Regions from separate parts of the Homo sapiens genome. Here region 2 is linked to region 1. The links are chromatin contacts, found by Hi-C in ENCODE. All regions are on one chromosome and are shown on one strand. The core of a region is the stretch at or near the end of the contact, and the rest is flanking DNA. Distances in the headings are between cores, read along the strand shown. Region 1 holds the start of STAC2 (SH3 and cysteine rich domain 2). Region 2 holds the start of THRA (thyroid hormone receptor alpha).

The links. Hi-C counts contacts between places; a loop is a spot of excess contacts on that map.
Region 2: a map of ovary shows a loop between it and region 1 (6-fold over the local background). The contact joins the promoter of THRA here to the promoter of STAC2 in region 1. A Hi-C loop is called at or near these places in 1 of 168 maps with a recorded cell type or tissue (ovary).

Annotation. Positions count from the first base shown.
Region 1 is chr17:39,224,618-39,227,255 of GRCh38, reverse strand. STAC2 (SH3 and cysteine rich domain 2) reads left to right here and starts at 1,311. Exons shown (of 11, transcript NM_198993.5): 1 at 1,311-1,843. The coding sequence starts at 1,754. RefSeq lists an enhancer at 1,553-2,053.
Region 2 is chr17:40,061,633-40,064,270 of GRCh38, reverse strand. THRA (thyroid hormone receptor alpha) reads right to left here and starts at 1,306. Exons shown (of 9, transcript NM_199334.5): 1 at 1,179-1,306. RefSeq lists silencers at 804-903, 1,104-1,263, 1,304-1,483 and enhancers at 1,934-2,519, 2,520-2,638.

The DNA of each region.
Region 1 (2,638 bases), core at 62-2,561:
AGGGTCACTTGAGCCTAGGAGTTTAAGACTAGCCTGGGCAACATAGCGAGACTCCATCTCTACAAAAAATTTTAAAATTAGCTGGGTGCAGTGGCATGTGCCTGTGGTCCCAGCTACTTGGGAGGGTTGAGCCCAGGAGGTCCAGGCTACAGTGAGGTGTGATCAAGCCACTGCACTACAGCCTGGCCAATAGAGCAAGATCCTGTCTCCAAAAAAAAAAAAAAAAAAAAAAAAAAAAAAAGAAGAAGAAGAGAAGGAGAAGAAGAAATATTGGAAATATCTTGAACGGGCACAGTGGCTCACGCCTGTAATCCCAATACGTTGGGAGGCCAAAGTGAGAAGATCGCTTGAGCCCAGGAGTTGGAGATCATCCTGTGTAACATAGCAAGACTTGTCTCTACCAATAAATTTTAAAAATTAGCCAGGCATGGTGGCGTATGCCTGTGGTCCCAGCAACTAGAGAGGCTGAGGTGGGAGGATTGCTTGAGCCTAGGAGTTTGAGACTGCAGTGAGTTATGATCGCACCACTGCACTCCAGCCTGGGTGAAAGAGTGAAACCCTGTCTCTAAATAAAAAAATAAAAAAATAAAAAATAGAAGGTTATTGTGGAGAGAGGGGCACCTTGGAAGGTGATGGTGAGGACCTCTTCCCCCACCTCTCTGTATTATCCCCTGATCTAACTCCAGTTGTGGTAGGATCTTTAGGAGGGGAGCGTGTCTCAGAGAAGTTTGGGGACTTTGGGTGTGAGGACTGAGCCCCCATCTCTGCTGAAGTTCAGACGCCAAGACTGGAAGGGGATAGAGTCATCCGGCTTTCCATCACAAGGAGGAATTGTCCGGCCTGGCCTTTGACACATACACCATAGTCCAGTTGTGTGTATATTTGGAGAGAGCCTTTTCAGGGTATAAAGGCATCCAATTAATGGCACAGATGGGTCCCCATTCTTCCTTCACCAACCTCTGGCATCTATCAATCTTCGCTCTTTGGAAGTCCTAGCTTCGATCTCACTCTCCGCTATCTTGCTGCGGCCCCAACCTATTTCTATTCCCTGCAACCCATCCAGACGCTACTATGATCTCCCCAAGCTTCCCTCAATCTGGTCACGCCCCTCCATCCCGGGTTTTTCAGTGTGAAACTCCCTCCTCCGCTTCTTTCCCCGCCAAGCCCCGCCCCATCGTGTCGAGCCCCCCAAGACTCCGCCCAGTTCGCCCTCCTGGCCACCGAGGCAGCCAATAGCTGAGAGCCTGATTTGCAGGGCTGCGCGGGGGAGCGGCGTAGGGCAGGGGGCGGGACCAGGCGACCTCCTAAATCAAAGTTGGGCGGCGAGGACTGGGCGGAGGGGCCGCCGGGTGCCGGGCTGGGGCCGGCGGGGGAGGGGAGGGGATGGGGGGCGGGCGCAGCGGACGGCGGAGCCGGCTGGACACGGACAGCTCCTTGGCTCCCTCCCTCGGCTCATCCCCGCGGCCCCACTTCCCTCCTCCCCGCGCTGCGAGCAGCATCCTCTGCAGACCCTCGGTCCTCGCGCCCGGGGTCGTCCCGCTCCTGCGGCTCAGCGTGGTGGCCTCCCCTCGCCCGCCACCCCGGCAACTTTCTCTGCCCGCTCCCGCGGGTTGGGGGCTGCCGTGCCGGGGGCTAACTGGGGGCAGCCTCTGGAGAACGGCTTCAGAGTCCCGGAGACGCCCGCCACCCGCAGCCTGCCCGCGGTGGGCCTGCCGTCGGATCTCGGCACCCTCTCCTCCCCTCTCCCCGAACCATGACCGAGATGAGCGAGAAGGAGAACGAACCGGATGACGCGGCCACCCACAGCCCCCCAGGGACCGTCTCCGCCCTCCAGGAAACCAAGGTAACTTGGGGGGCGCAAGGCCTGTCCGCGCCCCGGGCCCGGGCGCCCTCTTCCCGGCGGGGTCCTCCTGTGGGCCCGGGCGTCCTAGGGTCGCGGTCGCGAGGCCCGCGTGACCACTGAGGCTCCGCGCCGCTCCCGGGGGTAGGAGTGGGTTGGCGACGAGGGGCCACAAGGAGCCCCCGATCACACCGGCACCGCACGCCCGCGCGCGCCATCGCGACCTTCTGGGGAGGCGGCCACTGGTCTTCGTTGGAGAGATGGGCGCAGCGAGGCCGGAGGGCGCGCGTGGAGCGGTGCGGGCGGGGTACGCGCCCGGCTGTGCGTGCGAGGCGCACCCTCCAGCGGCCGCCGGGTCCCAGTCCCGGGCTCAGTCCGCGCCTCTATCCTCGCTCGTGTCTCTGAATTTGTCTCTACAACCTGCGTGTCTGTGTCTTGGTGTCTCTGTGTGCGTCTCTCCCCGTCTCTCCCGGCGTCTCCGGGTGTTTATCTCCGCGTCTCAGGGCGTCTCTCCCTGCCCCTCCGCAGTCCTGCATTCCCCGCTCCTAGCCCTGTTGGGCTCGGGGACGCGAGGCCGCGGCCGGGGGTGCGCAGCTGCGGAGTCCGCGAGGGGGCCTGCAGCAGCGCCGGCCGTCGGTCACGGGCGAGGACGGGGGCCTGCGGTTGTGGCTCCAGACCAGAAAGACAGGCAGCCCCGCGCCCCACCACGGGAGCGGGACCAGAGGAGGGGGAGCGGGTAGAAGCAAAAAGAGAAGTCATCGTAATTAATGAATGTCATCATTAACCCTAATTATGGAT
Region 2 (2,638 bases), core at 57-2,556, 840 kb before region 1:
ACAGCATCTACGTGTGACCCTGTGCGTGGGTATGTGCATGGATCGGTCCCCATGCTCTTGGTCTCCCATGGGTATATCCCACCCCTCAGAGCTCCACGGTGCAGCAGCAGCCTGTCTCTTCCCTTGTCCCCATGTGGGTGTGTCCAGTAGCTCCTGTCCTTGAGTCTGCCTGGGTGTCCCTGGATGTGCATGTGGCTGTCTGTGTGGACATATCTCTGTGTCTGCGTGTCACTTTTGCTTCCCCCCTCATTTTGGACAACAGCCCCCTTCATCCCCTCCCCCTCCTGGAGCCAAAGCCAGCACTGAGGGGCAGGCTCCCACCTCACTGGCTTTCCTTCTGTGTCCCCCACCCCCACCCCTGGAACGGTGGTTCTTTCAATTGCCCCTGTCATCCCCCCAGGCCTTTCTTTCACGCTGGACAAGGGAGGGCCCCAGATGGAGAAGGGGCACCAGAGACACGTTGCAAGGGGAGGGAAACAAGGTGGGGTACACACACACAGGTCCATTTCTCCCTCTCCTCCCCAGCCAGCAACTCTCCTAATCATCTAGGCACCACCAAGTACACCCCTTCCACACACACATTCCCCCCCAACAACCGCGTTTTTGCAATTAGCAGTGTTGCAACCAGACAGCCATGCTCAACCGGGAGGCGGGTGAGGCGGGGGAACTTCCCTCTCCCCGGACCCGTGCAAGCCCACCCGCGCCACCGCACTCATACTGCCCTCCGCAGCTGGAGGCAGCTTTGCAAAGGCCACTCGGGCCTCAGAGGCTAGGGGTGGGGGCTGGGGGGGCAGGCCTCCGGCGCACCGTAAACAAACCGCGGCGCGGCGGGCGGGGGAGCTCCGGCGGCCGGCAACGGGGCCCGGCCCGGGAATGCGCAGCAGACTGGCCGGACAGAGGCCGGGCGGGCCCTCCAGGGGGAGGCTCGGACGCCATCTCCGCCTGCGAACCCCGGGGCCCAGCGACCTCCTAGCAACACCTCCCTTCCCCAGGGCGTCAGTTGCAAGCTCCCGGGCTCGTGACAGGGTCACTGGGGCGCCAGGAAAGGCTGAGGCTGGCAGCAGGCACCCCCTGGGCGCCCCTAGCCCGCCTGGGAGCTGGCCACGGAGCCCCGCGGCTTTGCATAATCAATCGCAAGGCATTTGCATATTAATGCCCCCTCGCTCCCTCCTCCTTACCTCGGCGTGGCGCGCCGGACCGGGCTGGGCAGCGACGCGGGGGTCTCAGCGCCCCGTGCTGGGGGCGTCCATGGGGGGCCGGTGGGGCCCGGGCCGCCCGCCTCCTGCGCCCGGGTGTGAGTGCGAGTGAGCGCGGGGGGGGCGGGGGGCGAGTGTGGCGGCCCCGCGGCTCCTCCGGCAGAGGCGGCGGCCGCTCTGGCTCCTCCCTCCCCCGCCCCGCTCCGGCTGGGGCTCGGGCTCGGCGCGCCCGGCCGGCTCGCGGCTGCTCCCTGCAGGCCGCCTCGCCGCCGCCCGCCCCCGCCCCCCGCCCCCTGCCGCGCCCCGGGACCCCCGCCAGAGGTCCGGCCGCCCCTCGGCCGCCTCTGCCCCGCCCCGCTCGGACTCGCCCTCCCCAGCCCGGGCGGCTCCCGCAGGAGTGGGTACTTGGTGACATATTTTGGAAAAGATGTCATTAAAAAATAGCCTTTGCTTGCCGGGAGAATTGGGGGGTTTTCGGGTGTGCACCGTGAGGGTGGAGGAGGAAGTATCGACGAGCAGCCTGCACCTTATACATCGGGGAGAAAGTCTAAACACCAAACGCTTGCAGGTGTAGTTTGTTTGGGAGTTCGGGTCCCTTCTCCGCCGGTAACTCACTGTGTGACCTTGACAAATCGCCACTGCTGTCGGGGGCAGAGCTTCCTCAAGCTTCAGCTGCGAGGGCTGGGCAGGTGACCCCTGATGTCCTTTTAACTTCAATCATCTTACGTTTTTCATCCTTGTGGGGGTTCATTCCCTGTTACCTCCCTCCCCTCTCATTTCTAACATCAATACCGATCCACTGCCTCCCTTTTCCAACGTCACCCTTCTCCATATAGGCTCTTTCTATTCTCTGTCACCAGCCATTTCCCCCAACAATCTGCTCCCTCTCCTGAGCTCGGGGAGGGGACAAGATCTGCCATACCCCCTCAATTCCTAGCTCCCGGGTGGTGGTATTTCCCCCCATGTTTGCTCCCACAAAAATCCAAATGGTACCAGAGTCAATCTAAGGAAGACGGTGGGCTGCATACAAATGGACCCCCTAACCCAACCCAAAGGAGAGGTCTCCACCATGCCAGCCCCACCCCCAGCACACACATACACACACCACACACCTGCATTCATGGACATAAAACCAACCCAGTGACGCCAGAGCACCTTTCATCTCAGGATCTCCTAGCGCCAGGCCGAGCCCTAATTACCCCAGCACCCCCCTGGCCCCGCCGGTTCCCCTGCTGTCATTAGCCCAGTTTTACCAGCGGGGGCCACAGCCTTCCCACGGCTCTCAGGGTGGGGCCCTGGCTACATAGTCTGCTCTTGGGGAGGGGTGTGTGTGTGAGTGTGTGTGTGTGTAAGTGTGTGTGTGTTAGGGGGAGCTGCTCGGCTAATCGCCCAGTTTATACTGGGCAGAGTCACTTGGCGAGTGTGGGATTCTGAGCCACAGC